Linked DNA regions of Homo sapiens: all the other regions are linked to region 5. A link is a contact called in ENCODE Hi-C or POLR2A ChIA-PET data. All regions are on one chromosome and are shown on one strand. The core of a region is the stretch at or near the end of the contact, and the rest is flanking DNA. Distances in the headings are between cores, read along the strand shown.

Region 1 (2,700 bases), core at 201-2,700, 1.2 Mb before region 5:
TTTGATTGCCAAATAATATCCCAAATATGGTACATTTCCTTTGTCCGTTCACCAACTGGTGGACATTAGGCATCTTTTTTTGGCTTTAATATATCATCTGTAATGCTAGCTGTGATCTGTTCAACCCACCACATGCCAAGCACTCGACCTAATTTGTAATCCTTACAACAGCCCAGAGAGGCATGTCTATTTCTCCCACCATACTGACAAAGAAGTGGTCCATCCAAAGTCACAGAGCTGACAAAGTAAGTGACAGAGCTGAGATTTCCAGAAGGGTTTTTTTCCACTGCACCACACTGCACCTCCCCCACCCCCATGTGTTTTTCTGGCTCCTTCTAATTGGTTCTGAGGCCAAAACAAGAATCCACTCATTCAACGATCATTCATTCAACAAGAATTAGCTGGTACCATGTGGATGGTAAGCACAGATTAATTAGAGCCAGGCGAGAACAGACCTTGCCTCCTGGAGTATGCTGCCCAGGCAAGGGGTGGGAGGGTCATGATGTGGAGGCAAATGCCAGTCACCAGGAAGGGTGTGACCAAGTGCCAGGGACTCAGACATGCTGGAAAGCCTGAGTAATGATTTTTGGAGAAGATGACATTTTGAGCAGGATCCCAGCAGACCAGATGGATTTCACAAGCTGAGGCAGGGTGAGCCACCCACGCAGAGGAACTGGTGCACACACAGACCCAGAGACTGGGAATCTTGGTCCACAGGGGTGGGCTCTGCCCCGCTGTTGGTAGGAGGTAAAGAGGGAAGGGGAGAGGTTGAGATCACACTAGTGACAGCCTTGAATGCCAGGCTAGCATCTGGATTTTTGTCCTGTGGACAGTGGGGAGCTGCTGAAAGCTTTTGAGCAGGGTAACAAGACCAAATCCATCCATTAGATTTAAACGCTGCTAATAGACACCACTAGAACTTTGGTGTCCGCCCTCAGACCCAGGCTCCTGGCCCCTGGAAATTACACCCCGACATCCACAGGAAGAAGGAAGAGCTGGGTTTCAGACCCTTCTGCATCTTTATAGCCCCAGCACCCAGGACAGGGCCTGACACGTGGCAGGTGCTCAATAAACATTTGTTGAATGAATGGATGGATGAACCTGCCTGCCACCCCCTGCCTTCCACCCCCATCCCCCTGCCTCCCACTGTTCTTTCCTAGTCCCTCTCCTAGCAAGGTGGGAATGAGACAGCAGGTGTGCCCCAGATTCTCCCATCCCACCCACCTGCCATCTCTCCTCCTGCACCCTCAACTTCTCCCTCTTTGCCCCCGTCCTCCCCAAGGGTCATGAGTAAACACAGGAGCAAACCCTCATGTGCTCCTACCATGTGCTAGGCAGTTGCAATGACTTTACATTCTCACAATCGCCATCAGAGATAGAAATGATTAACTGCACTTTGCAGGTGGGGAACTAGTGACTCAGAGTGGTTAAGGGGCTTGCCCAGCTGCTGAGGGGCAGAATTGAAACTCAAACTAGGAATTTCTGATTCCATCCAGCGCTTCTAGCTGGGGGTGTGTAGTGAGGAGTAGGGTTCTGCTAAAGTTAGTTAAGGATGTGGAGAGGAAGAGGAAGCAGAGGGGTTCCTGGGGGAGGAAGTCTCTGGGCCCACATCCCAGGACCAGCGGGGTGAATCATAGTCAGGGTTCCTGCCCCACCTCTGGGTCCAGCTGCCACACTAGATGTGTAGCCAGATTCCCTACCCTCTCATGCCAGGGTAGGGCCTCCTCAGAAACATACACATACACACAAACACACACACACACACACACACAGCCCCGGCCCAAAGCCTAGAGAGATGGAAACAGTAGTTGCCTTAGACACAGAAGCTTTATTTTTCTATAAAATTATTCCCGAGAGAAATTTTCTTTTAAATGCCCAAAGTAAATAACTTATATCCCTTCTTGAAAACATCCCCAAAGATAGTCTGTCAGAAATCCTTCGGTCAAGCAGGTCAGCTGGCTCCCATGGCCCTTGGGGTGGCCTGACTCTGTCACTATTCCTAAAACCTTCTAGGACATCTGCTCCAGGAAGAACTTTCAACACCAAAATTCATCTCAATTTTACAGATGGGAAAAGTGATTCTGAGACCAGACCAGGGTCAGGCCAAGGTCATCCAGCATCAGTGGCTGGGCTGAGACTGGGCCCAGGGAACCCTGTCTGCTCCTCTTTTTCCCAGAGCTGTGAGTTCTCTAGCCAAGGCTGCACTCTTGAGGGAGAGCCAGGAAGCATAGCTGAGGCCATGACAACCTCACTCTTCACCTGAAAATTTAACCCGTGGCAGAGGATCCAGGCACATATAGGCTTCGGAGCCAAACAGGCCTAAAGAAATAGTTGACACACTTCCTCCCCCAGGTCATCTCCCCTGGAGTCAAGGGTCTGCCAAGGCTAAGTGCAAGGAGACACTTCTGTTTTGAAATAAAGAAGTTCCACATGCCTTTGCTTTGAGTCTGTGTGATATCAATCTGCTTGGCAACTGAGATTCTTTTCTTGCTGCGCAGACGTCCTTGTGTGTCTTTATTTTGTGTGTGTGTGTGTGTGTGTGTGTGTTTTGCTGGGATAGGCAAAGTCTTTTGGGACACGAGGTCCTCAAAGGTGGTGGAAGATGAACAAAACCATCCTCGGGGCTGAAAAGTGAGGGCTTCTGAACTATGCAATTGCAGAGGGACTTTCTTTCCAAGTACGGCATTCCCGATATACCAG
Region 2 (2,831 bases), core at 186-2,685, 1.9 Mb after region 5:
AAATGAAGGCACATGCCTCTAACCACCCCACCATCCAGGACTCAAACCTCAGGTTTCACAATCATCCACAACTCAGACCCTAGGTAATTGTCCTCCCATCACCAATCACTCAAGCATTTCAGCAGATATGCATAGACCCTCAATTAGAATGTTAAATGGATGATGGATCTTCTGTTCCCACTCTCCTTCACTCTACAGCATCTCTGAGAGGTGACTGCATGACTTTACTTGAGTATTCTTGAAGAAGTAAATTCTCTATTGAAATGGTAGCCAGTTCCCCTAATGAACGGCTCCAACAATTTTTTTTTTTAGAGTGGCATCTTTTTAAATATCACACCACAATCAGCCTCCCCAGAACTACTTCTACCCAGTGGATCTAACCCTATGGTTCCAAACTATCTTAAATTTAAAAAGAGAGGCAGAAAGAGAAAGAGAGAAGAGATGAAAGAGAGAGACAGGAATGAACCTCGAATTAGGCAACAGAGCTGCCTGCCATATTTCATCCCTTTAGATTAAATAAACAAATAATTACCTAACTATAGCTCTGTGTCTCTAATAAAATGAAGCAATGAACAGGGAAATAAAAATGTAATTAAAAATCCCACATATGAACATAAAAGTTGAATATTGTAGGGGGAGAGAGAGGACATTATCTTTGGGCAAAACTTTGATTCACATCCCAAATATTTAGACTCTCCTGACACTACCAACTTCTTCCATTTCCCTACTTGATCTAGTACTGTGCTTGATGACCCTGCAGCTCCAGACTAGACTAAAAAGAGAGGGGACACAAGGGAACTTGACAGACAGAAGAAAAAGGTGGGTTCAGAGGTAAAAGTGCTATTTCAATTTATATTTCCAAATATGGAGGCTAATTCTTGCTTTGAGTGGCTGGGTACATGTACTATGGCACTAAAGTATAATTTTAGGCCATTTCTGCTAAATCTGACACAAGATATATACATGGTTCATAAGAAACTTAAGTGTGAGCCAATGAGGACAATATTTGGGGACCCCTAAGTATAGTGCTGCCAAGTGTACAGCCTCAGTGATTCTTGAATCTCTGCATGGATGCCTCCTGCCCACCTACTCAGCCCTAAAAGTGAAGCCAGAAGGTAAAAGTCAGTGCTAACGGCCCATCTTTGACCAACTTCTAGAATCTTTCTTGTCCTCAGGGACCTACCATCCACACCTGCTTATAGGGTGGGGGCTGCAGAAGTTCTTCTAATTAAGGTAGCATGAGCATGCCAGGCAGTCCCCTGGGGTCTTTTTCAAGAAGTGAAACCTGGTAAGGCAGAAACTTTTTTTGCACCTCCTTCAGCTATGGTAAGTGTTAAACCAAAGTAATTGGAGCGAAGCCCAAGGTAGCAGAAGCTACTGATTTCCTGTCACCTGATGTCTATCAGCGATTTCATCTTCAGGCCTGGACTACACCACTCACCCTCCCAGTGTGCTTGAGAAACAAACTGCACCCACTGAACTCCGCAGCTAGCATCCAAATCAGCCCTTGAGATTTGAGGCCTTGGAGACTCAGGTAAGGAATCAATTTGCTTTCTTTAAATGACTTAAAGGAGGTGATGGATAAGGTATAGAATGGTTTTGAAGACTGGAGGTTCTTGATCTTAATTCTAGAGTTTCCCTAGTCAGACTTCCTAATAGTTCTATGACTTAAGGAGGGGTGACGATATCAAGGCTTGCTGCCCACTCACTCCTCTAATCAGTCTCCCTCTCAACAATTACCCTATGCAGTCAACTGTGAATCATTCCACAAAAGTAGTAGATTGCAGCATATATATTAAATCATGGTTTCTAAACCATTGGGTTCAAACTGGAGCTCTACCACTAACAAACAATATAACCTTGGGCAAATTACTAAACCTCTAAAGCCTCAGCTTCCTCATCTATAAAATGGGGGCAATGGTACCCATTACATTAGGAAAATTGGAACTAAAATCCTGAATCCCTTAGGACTTCCCAATACCAAATGAGAAAATAATCAGTCATAGGCATAATGAAAAAAACTCCATTTGTCTTCCTGTAAATGCTTTTGTCTACATTAAATGTAAATATACCTAGAAGTATAGGTGGCTTTACAGGCTAACATTTTCTGGAGGGGATTTGTGGACACCAAGTTGAGCATGAAATCCTGCCTCAAATCTATCACATGGGAAACCAAGAGTAAGAGGGGGCGCTGCAGATGTGGGGGAGCTCTAATGAAGGAAAACAAGGATTAATTTTAATCATGCCATTACTGTTTTCTGAATCCAGTATATAAGTGATTCCCTTTCCCTGTTTCCCATAAAATGGCTTAATCTCACTGAGAATCCGGTGGAAAGAAATGTTTAATCCAGCATTGTGAGCATTTTTGTGTGTGTGTTTTGTTTGTTTGTTCATTTTTTAGTGGAGACAAGGTTTCTCCATGTTGGCCAGGCTGGTCTCGAGCTCCCGACCTCAGGGGATCCACCTGCCTCGGCTTCCCAAAGTGCTGGGATTACAGGTGTGAGCCACTGCACCTGGCCATTGTGAGCACTTGTTAAGCTTCCCTGAGGAAGTAGCTGAGTTTGATGTTCAGCTTAATGTAACTGAGCTCATAGTACATAGAAAACAGGTTCCCTATGCAAGTCTAGTAGGATACAGGATTCTCCGAAGAAAGTAGTTGATGTCTAGTAAGGAAAGCAAAGAGCTAGGAGCTCTGAAGAATTCCTTGCAATCAGGCAAGGAGAGCAGGAACGCCCTCAGGTGATGTGCATATCTAATGCAGAGTTTGATTGAAAGTAAAGAGGGAGGGAGAAGGAACACTTCAAAGTTGAGAAGATTCAGGAAAGAAGGTA
Region 3 (2,700 bases), core at 53-2,552, 1.1 Mb before region 5:
CTGGGTGACAGAGCGAGACTATGTCCCCACCCCCCAAAAAAAAAGAAAAGAAAAGAAAGAAACAGTGATCTTGTCCAACCCATTTGAGATGAGACAATTGAGACCCAGGGAGGAAAAGTGTACTCAAGTTCACAGAGCACATTAATGGCTTTCTCCCCATTGTCGTTGTCCCAGCCCTAACCCAAGGCTGTGACCATGGCTGTGTCCCGGTAATAGGCAGTGCCTCTTAACCCTCTCGGTTGACGTCCCAGCCCAGTTTCTGCCTAATCAGGACAAATCACATCCTGGGAGGTGAGGGTGGAAATAAGGGAGGGAACTGAGCCAGGGCAGACAGTCTCCAGAGGAGGTGGCTCTGACGCAGAGCAGGGTCAGAACCCACACCAGGAGAGAATTTAATTGATCATGTGTTCCACTCACCTGCCTCAGCCAAGCCCTCAGGGCAGGGGAAGGCAAAGTCAGGATGCCCTTCGCACACACCCTCCTCTGGCCCCACCATCCTCCCCAAGTCACTAGATCCCACAGCTGAGAAGGACCTTAGGATCCGTACAAAGCCTAAACACACTCCACAGAGGGGGAAACTGAGACTCTGAAGGGAGGCCTCAACAGCTCTGGTAAAAAAGGCGTTTAGGCCGGGCGCAGTGGCTCACACCTGTAATCCCAGCACTTTGGGAGGCCGAGGCGGGTGGATTGCCTGAGCTCAGGAGTTCGCGACCAGCCTGAGCAACACGGTGAAACCCCGTCTCCACTAAAATACGAAAAAATTAGCCGGGCGTGGAGGCGTGCACCTGTAGTCCCAGCTACTCGGGAGGCTGAGGCAGGAGAATTGCTTGAACCTAGGAGGCAGAGGTTGCAGTGAGCCGAGATCGCGCCACTGCACTCCAGCCTGGGCGACACTGCGAGACTCCGTCTCAACAAAAAAAAAAAAAATGGTGTTTAAACACATATAACTAAATTATCCTTCCCCCTTCCCCTGAAGTGGCTGGCTCAGGAAAAACCTCTACCCACTCAGGCAGAGGTTTTCCTGCACCCTGCATCCGTGAGGCACCACTGCCAAGGACGCCACGGAAGGCTGCCAGGCCTGGAGAGGGGCAGGGCCCCCTCCCCTCCAAGGGGCCACAAACGCTGTCTGCGCCCAGTACCGTGGGTAAGGCGAGGCCGGCCGGCTAACCCCGGGCTGGCGGCCTTGCAGCGTGCGTGGCAACAGCAGCTGGGCCCGCAAGACTCAGCACGGGACGTCCTCGTCCAAGTCTGGGCCAAGAGCAGCGGCCCAGGGGGCGGGGCCGGCCAGAGGGAGCGGGGAGAGGCTGAGGGGCGGTGCCAGCGCCGGACCCTGCCATTGGCTGGAGATTACAGGAGGCGGGGACATAGCAGGGAGGAGCCGCTGGACAAGCCCCACCCGGCCGCCAGGGAGGGTCTGAGGTCAAGCGCCGGAGAGAAGGGATTTAGGGCCCTGGGCCAAGTTGCACAGCAGGGAGAAGGGGCTGCGCAGAGGGGCGGGGAGAAAGGGATCCGCTTCCTTCCTTTAGAGCTGTGAAATGTCCCCGGTTGGAATTAAAGGCGGCTGCTGGGGAGAGGTGAAATTCAGCCAAAACCACCCAGTCAGGCAGCCCTTCTCAGAGATAAACAGTCCGAGCCAGCCCGGCCAGGAACCTTCCCCTCCAACCTCCCTAAGCCTTTAACACTCCTAAGCCTTTAACGCGTTTACACACTCACATAAATAAACACACTTTGAGCAACACACATACACCACTCACCACATGTAATAGGTCAAGCCATGTGCACGACGAGGTGTCGACAATTTCATATGGTTCAACCTAGTACACTCACAAACACACCTACCAACTCATGGCTTTCACAGGGACGGGGTCACACACCCACTCTCCCACGACATGGCAAGCGTGCACACGCTATCTCAAGCTGCTCCCTCCCCCTCAAGATCATGTTACCCAGTTTTATTTTCTTCCCAGCACCTATGACGACTGACATAATTTATTAGTTTACTTGTTTATTGGGTTATCTGTGCCCCTCACCCCCAAAATGTAACCTCCAGCAGGGAGGATGACTCGGTCAGTCCTGATTGTGCTGTAGTCCAGGACCTAGAACAGAGCTCCATGGACATTCATGGGCTCTGTACACACAAACACACACATTAACATACACCCCGACACACAGCCTCATCCACACACACACAGCCTCACACCTGCTCTTTGCAGCCACCTGCACAGTTTCTCACACACTCACTTGATCTAGTGATCTGCGTCCACAGGCCCCTCCCCCAGCCCATTCATACTGCCCTCACCCCACTCACTCTGCCCTCACCCCACTCGGGGGAACTCTGCTGCCAGGCCAGGCCTGTGACACTCACCGTGAGTGAAGTGAACGTTAGGCAGATGCCACCAAAGCCATTCAGGGACAGCGCCAGGAATATCAACGGAGACAGAGCTGGAAAGGGGAAAGCAGCAGATGAGGGCATTTGGGGAGCTGTGGGAAGCCAAGGGCGGGAGCTGGGGTAAACATCCGCCTTCATCCCACCTATTCTTTTCTTGTGGGGCCACAAGAGGACAGACAACTCACCTTCCACGTCCCGGGAGGCCAGGGCCATGAGGGTGCAGGACGCAGTGAAGCAGGCACTGTGGAGACACAGGGAAGGGCGAGGGGTTGGCCTGTGAGCACCCCCCCTCCCCTCCCCCTGCAGCACGG
Region 4 (2,863 bases), core at 55-2,554, 1.2 Mb after region 5:
TAGGGGAAGGAGGTGGGACAGTGTGTATTTCTGATCTACTCGCCTTTCCTAGTATGACCACCAGGGGGCGCGGAAGCCCTCCTGGTACTAAGGCGGGGACAACCTGCCCAGCGAGCACAGCGGGCAGAAGGAAGTGTGCCGGACGCGAGAGAGAACTACGGCCGAGACCCGCGGGGCCGGCTCAAAGCCCGACCTCTGCCATACGCACCGTATCTTTATGGGAGCCGATGAGGTCAGCAGGGAGCACGCGTTCAGATGGCAGAAGAGGGCAAAGTACTGCTAGAATTACAAAGATATTTACAGCTTTTTAACCTGAAAGCACAGAGCAGATCCTATTCTTCAGAATTAAATCTTCGGCTCGCCAGTCCCGTTTATGGATCTCCACTCTGATGAATGTGCCATTTGTTCCCAAGAAGACAAATAGGGTAGGGAGAAGAGGGAGAGGCGGGGAGAAGACTCGAGATAAAGGGACGATCTGCTTTTCGGAAGCAGAAGCCGCCTGGGAACCACCTGCACACCAAGCAGGCTGCGAGGACGGGGAGCGCTCCAGTGCAAAGTTCTGTATTTTAAAGCCCCTCCTCGCTCACAGGCTTCACAGCGAACTACGAAGTGGGTACCATCTCTGATTTACAGACACGGGAACGGGGTCCTCTTGAGAAACGATGCTTTCCCAAACGTCTGCAAATTGTGAGTGCCAAGTGTCTCCACTGGCACTAACAACATCGAGCTGCTTACGTTTCTCGGAGCGGTCCCGATTTCCAACAAGCAAAAGATCCAAATTCTCTGACCACCCTGACCGTCCTGTATCTCCAGATCTCCAGGTCTTTCCTCTGGACACCTCCTCCATCCCCCCACTTTCACTGCCAGCAGCCCTGAGGCTGCGCGGGATCCCGCTACTCGGAATGCCTTCCTCCTGGCGGGATATTTTTAGAACACTCGACTGCCACCCAATGTAGCCCACATCACATTGTCTTATTTGTTTTCGGGAGCTTGTCCCCGCCTAGCAAGGAGTCGGCTAAGAACTGGATCCTAGCGAGGAGCCCGGCACAGACAGCGAATGACCGCAGCCAGACAGTCGCTCTTGCTCTTCCTCGGCCCTGCGGCAGGATCCGCCGGTGCAGGGGCCTCTCCCCGGACTCCACGCGTGTCTGGAGGGCTCTCGGGTTAGGGAAGGGGGCTTTGGAGACGCCCCGGGCGGCCGGGCGGTGGCGGGACGCGGGCCCTTTAAGAAGGAGCGAGGGGCGCGGCCAGGTAGGGGCGGGTCCAGGGCGGATCAGCGCTGCGCCGGCGCCGGCCCGGGAGCCGGATTTGGAGCGCGAGGCGCCGGTGGGGGCGGAGGGGGCTGCGCGGCGGAGGCTCCCGTGGCCTCGGACGCTCCTCCTAGCTAGCGGCCGCCGCCCGCCGCCGCCTGCGCCTCCAGCTCCTTCGCCCCGGCGGGCCCGGCCGCCGCTTCCGGCAGCTCACCTGGGAAGCGCTCACCTGGGACGCGCTCACCTGGGACGCGCTACCTGCCTCCGGGCGCCTGGGCTTCAGGATGAAGGACCGTCTGGAGCAGCTGAAGGCCGTGAGTTTCGCCGCAGGCGGGGTGCTGCCAGGAGGGGTGCTGCATGGGAGAGGGGCTTCCCTTTGCTCCCCAAGTCGAGGCTGGAGGGGGGCCCGAGCCGGAGGCTTGCCCTCCCCAAGCCCCCACCGCTTCCCGCGCCGGTTCCGCACCCTCCCCTCCCCTCCCCTGCGGGGTCATGTGCCCGGTGATTCATCGCTAGGCAATGATTTTCCTGAACGCCTCTAACTCTCCCACCCCGCAAGCTGGACAGTGTCTGTCCAGAGCTGGTTCCCGAAGCGGGTGCTTGGGCCCGGGAGGTCAGGGGTCCCTTCACCACCTGCCCACTGCTGCCTGGCACTATGCCCAGGACCAGCCTCCTTCTCCCTTTCCTGTTTCTCTCCTGAGGTGCTACAGGCCTGGCTGCCCCTTCCCCCAGGGAGCAGCTCAGAGCTCTCTGGTGACCTCTGGAGCTGTGAGCCGGTCACATGCTGGGATGGGTCAGCTCCTCTCCAACCGGTGGTCTGTAATTGTTATCCCCGGGTGTCATTGTCCCCCCCTCCCCCGCCGTATCTTTTGGAACAGCTGTGGTTAGGTCAAAGGATCTGAAGGTAGACTACCTCCAGCCTTGGCTGCGCAAAAGCTGTAAAGCCTTAGGTTACTTACTGTGAGTCTCTGTTTCCTTATCTATCAAATGGGAATGATCATACCCTAGGAATTTGTTGGGAGGATCAGCTGATACAATGGAACTTGATACAGAAAAGGGTTAACGCATAGGGTTTTAAGCCAGATATTCATTGACTCATTCAGTACATAATTATTGAGTGTATTCTATGGGGAGGTCCAGTGCTAAGCCTTGGAGATTCAGTGGCACAGGTTCTACCTTAATAGAATTAAAATCTAGCCCTTGACACTCAAGAGTTTAGTCCATCTACTTTGGAGCTTGTTACAAGTGTAGCAGCTTAGGCCTGAGTCTAGCCCCGCAGAATCAGAATCTAATTATTCATCCATTTCCCCAGGTGATTCATGGGCACATTACAGTTTGGGAAGCACTGGACTGGATTAGAACTGGGGTTGTCTCCTGGCTCCACTGCTTACTGGTGATCCCTTAAAATCCCAGCCTAAGTTTTGTCATTTGTAAAATGGGTAGTTGTAAGGTCGAAATGCAACAGAAGATGCTTAAGAACACTTTTAGGGTGCATGGCACGGGGGACTTAATAAATGGTGAAATATGCTAATAACTGTGAGTGCTCTTGGGAAAATGCAGATGTCAGGGACTGCTGGGATGATGTTACAAGAGTTTATCCTTTTTCTCCCTTGCTT
Region 5 (2,920 bases), core at 248-2,747:
GAAAAAAGAAATGGGAGAGGCCCACTGCATCACCAACTGCAACGGAAATTCCCTTTGATGAATCAGGAAGACAAATTAATGTCATACGCTAGCGTGCAGAAAAGTAACCTCTGATAAAGTTGCTATTGTATAAACCGCAGAAGCAGATGGCTTCCGGCCGCAGAGCTTAAGAGACCCTTCAGCTTCTCGGTGTAGGTCACCAGTCATGTCACGCTCACAACCCTTTCGCCTCCCTCTAGGTCAGGCACCGCATCCAAGTTAAGCAACCGACGCCGGCTCCTTGGTGTCCCAACAAGGTCTAGTAGAAAAGCAACTTTATAATTCGTTTCACAGATTTGATTAAGAGCCAACTGAGTAGTGGGCCTTGTGCTAGGGCTCCGAGGGCCCAAGGACCCCATGGAACCAGATTTAGTCGCTGACCTCTAGGAGCTCACAGGTGAGTGACTCACACACCGGAAGACGAGATCAATAATGTAGACATGAACGCTGGCTAGCCAGTCCCAGAGGAGGTGTCATCTGACCAAACCAAGGCAAGTCTGGGCAGTTACGCAGACACCCCGAGAAAGGTACGCCAACGCCCAGATAAAAAGTAAGAAAAAGTAGGAAAAACCCTCCCATCAGACCAGCAATTGGCTCGACGCTTGAGCCCGGATGTACGGCACGCGTCGCGACCTAACCCGGAAACACTGCCTCCCGAAAAAAAGGTAAACTCTAGACTGCGGAAAGTAAACTACCTTTCCCGTCGTGACTCAGTTAGAACCTCCCGGCATCCTCTCCACCTCTGGTTTCCCATCTATTTTTCCTAAAGCCTAGGCGAAATAAGACTTCATCTCCCAGAATGCCCTTGGTTAAGTTAACGGTGCGCATGCGCCAAGAGGCGGGCCCTCGTTGCCCCCACAACCCCGCCTCCGTTTTGCCGCCGCCATTTTTTCAGAGACTTTCATCCGGCAACCGACGGGGCTTTTTTTCTTAAAGGAGAAGCGACAGCTCAAAATACTACCCCCTTCTCCGCGCAAGATCTGGCGGCGCTGGGGACAGAAAGGCCAAAGACAGGAAAGTGGGGTAGGGTGGAGGCGGAAGAACGCCCAGGCTACTTCTGCGGCCTAAAGAAGAATAGAAAGAGCCCTTGTGGTATCAGTGGCTCCTCAGGGAGGCAGGTGCGCGCGCAGCCAGTCTAGGGTTTGCGTGAGGCGGGGAAAGAGGTGCGATTTCTTCTCACCCGCCTCCCTCGCGAGACCTGCCCCTCGCACTGCCCCTAGCGCGCGTTGAAGTCTGGAGGGGGGAAAAAGGTCACTTTGGGATTGTCGCGAGACACAGCCGTTTAACGGTGAGAACGGGTGCGCGGGGAAGGAAACCTCGCGCGCTCCCCTTTTAGCCGTTTCCTGATTGGCTGAAGGAAGGGGTGGGGGAGGGAACCTGGGGCGCCGCTGCGTGTAAGACTGCGAGGGGCGGGGTGAGGAGGCTTGTCCTCTTTTCCGATTGGCCCGCTGAGCGTCTGTGGCGCGCGCGCGCGCGCCGCCAGCGGTAGCGGACCTTGAGTGGCAGGGGGTGGGGGGGGCGCCCTCGGAGCCGGGCGGAGGGGAGGGGGGAAAGAGGAGCGCAGGGTGAGAGTGAGCCGCAGGCTTCGGGAGGCGAGGGGGCGGGGGGAGCAGCGCCGAGGCCGCCGCCTCCGCCTCCGCCGCCTAGGACTAGGGGGTGGGGGACGGACAAGCCCCGATGCCGGGGGAGACGGAAGAGCCGAGACCCCCGGAGCAGCAGGACCAGGAAGGGGGAGAGGCGGCCAAGGCGGCTCCGGAGGAGCCCCAACAACGGCCCCCTGAGGCGGTCGCGGCGGCGCCTGCAGGGACCACTAGCAGCCGCGTGCTGAGGGGAGGTCGGGACCGAGGCCGGGCCGCTGCGGCCGCCGCCGCCGCAGCTGTGTCCCGCCGGAGGAAGGCCGAGTATCCCCGCCGGCGGAGGAGCAGCCCCAGCGCCAGGCCTCCCGACGTCCCCGGGCAGCAGCCCCAGGCCGCGAAGTCCCCGTCTCCAGTTCAGGGCAAGAAGAGTCCGCGACTCCTGTGAGTAACAGTCTTTCAGGCGGTGGGAAAGACCCCCCTCTGTCCGTACGCAACCCTCTCGGCTCCCGTAGCGCCTACTCCACGTGACATCCTGCCTGGTCTGCCCCCTGCCGGCTCCGCACGCCAGATGTCACACCGTTTCCCCGGGAGCCTTCGTGCCTCCTCTCTGCGCCACCCTCATCTCGCTCCTGTACCTTCGCTTGTCGGGCCGTTTCCCCACTCCCCGAAATCATCTTTTGATACACCCCTGCACTCGCTAGTGATCCACCTCCTCCCTGACACCCGCAGGCTCATCCCTCTTTCTGGCATCCGCACCCCCTTTGTCACCCTATCCCTTTCCTTTAGGCGGCTCTCCAGTATTACATCACATGCCCTTTAGGGAATACACAGCCCGATCATAGCCTTCAAAAATGATTCCCCCCCGCCTTCGCGTTAGCTCAAGAGCCAGATGTACTAGTGTGTTTATGTAGCTTTTTTTTTTTTTCACTTTTCTAAATTTTTCGCAACCCTTCTCATTCTTTTGAGAAATTTGCCACTTATTATGGTCAGGTTAAAAGCCCACTGCTACGATTTTAAGTATGGAGTCTTTCATATAAAATTATATGAGCATTCTTTAATGTTTGTTTTTACTAAGTAGCATATGTTTTATCTTTGTGTTTCGTGTTTTTAAATGTAGGAACTTCATCCTTGAAATTAGAATCATCTGAGAGGAATTCCTTTATTACCTAGACGTAATAGAGGAAACATGAACAGGTGGCCAGGAGCATTGTCTTAAATTGTTCGTTAAAATAATACTCATGTTAAGAATACTGAAGCACACAAGTTTGTAAATTCTAGAAATTAATCACATTGACTATTCAATT

The links. A loop is a pair of places that touch in the nucleus more often than their neighbours do. ChIA-PET counts read pairs that join two places held with the same protein, here RNA polymerase II (POLR2A). Pooled maps may share reads with other maps.
Region 1: a loop to region 5 is called in a map with no recorded cell type, with 13 times the contacts of the local background. The contact joins the enhancer-like site here to the promoter of ZFP91 in region 5. A Hi-C loop is called at or near these places in 3 of 37 single-sample maps with no recorded cell type and 5 of 50 pooled maps. POLR2A ChIA-PET finds 5 or more read pairs at or near these places in 1 of 52 experiments (GM10248).
Region 2: a map with no recorded cell type shows a loop between it and region 5 (9-fold over the local background). The contact joins the promoter of MS4A1 here to the promoter of ZFP91 in region 5. A Hi-C loop is called at or near these places in 4 of 37 single-sample maps with no recorded cell type and 6 of 50 pooled maps.
Region 3: a loop to region 5 is called in a pooled map, with 6 times the contacts of the local background. The contact joins the enhancer-like site here to the promoter of ZFP91 in region 5. A Hi-C loop is called at or near these places in 7 of 50 pooled maps. POLR2A ChIA-PET finds 5 or more read pairs at or near these places in 3 of 52 experiments (H1, OCI-LY7 and activated T-cell).
Region 4: a loop to region 5 is called in a map of CD8-positive, alpha-beta T cell, with 12 times the contacts of the local background. The contact joins the promoter of STX3 here to the promoter of ZFP91 in region 5. A Hi-C loop is called at or near these places in 2 of 168 maps with a recorded cell type or tissue (CD8-positive, alpha-beta T cell and sigmoid colon) and 12 of 50 pooled maps.

Annotation. Positions count from the first base shown.
Region 1 is chr11:57,405,146-57,407,845 of GRCh38, forward strand. It overlaps SLC43A3 (solute carrier family 43 member 3), which reads right to left. Exons shown (of 14, transcript NM_199329.3): 14 at 1,809-2,700. The coding sequence ends at 2,647. Among named protein-coding and RNA genes, the nearest start is that of PRG2, 16 kb to the left of the region's middle. Within about 2 kb of position 1,451, at least 10 of the 41 ENCODE cell types and tissues checked have a DNase peak (open chromatin) inside an H3K27ac peak, as active enhancers do.
Region 2 is chr11:60,454,412-60,457,242 of GRCh38, forward strand. It overlaps MS4A1 (membrane spanning 4-domains A1), which reads left to right and starts at 1,436. Exons shown (of 8, transcript NM_152866.3): 1 at 1,436-1,534.
Region 3 is chr11:57,498,414-57,501,113 of GRCh38, forward strand. SLC43A1 (solute carrier family 43 member 1) reads right to left here. Exons shown (of 15, transcript NM_003627.6): 4 at 2,575-2,630; 5 at 2,366-2,442. Among named protein-coding and RNA genes, the nearest start is that of SLC43A1, 16 kb to the right of the region's middle. RefSeq lists enhancers at 1,649-2,424, 2,425-2,700. Within about 2 kb of position 1,303, at least 25 of the 41 ENCODE cell types and tissues checked have a DNase peak (open chromatin) inside an H3K27ac peak, as active enhancers do.
Region 4 is chr11:59,754,072-59,756,934 of GRCh38, forward strand. It overlaps STX3 (syntaxin 3), which reads left to right and starts at 1,305. Exons shown (of 11, transcript NM_004177.5): 1 at 1,305-1,564. The coding sequence starts at 1,535. RefSeq lists enhancers at 1-235, 1-219, 1-279, 216-375 and a silencer at 1,246-1,505.
Region 5 is chr11:58,577,566-58,580,485 of GRCh38, forward strand. It overlaps ZFP91 (ZFP91 zinc finger protein, atypical E3 ubiquitin ligase), which reads left to right and starts at 1,498. Exons shown (of 11, transcript NM_053023.5): 1 at 1,498-2,057. The coding sequence starts at 1,717. It overlaps ZFP91-CNTF (ZFP91-CNTF readthrough (NMD candidate)), which reads left to right and starts at 1,549. Exons shown (of 13, transcript NR_024091.1): 1 at 1,549-2,057. It also overlaps a transcript of LPXN not described here. RefSeq lists enhancers at 252-331, 352-871, 490-1,182, 902-1,131, 1,876-2,567 and 1 more and a silencer at 1,552-1,971.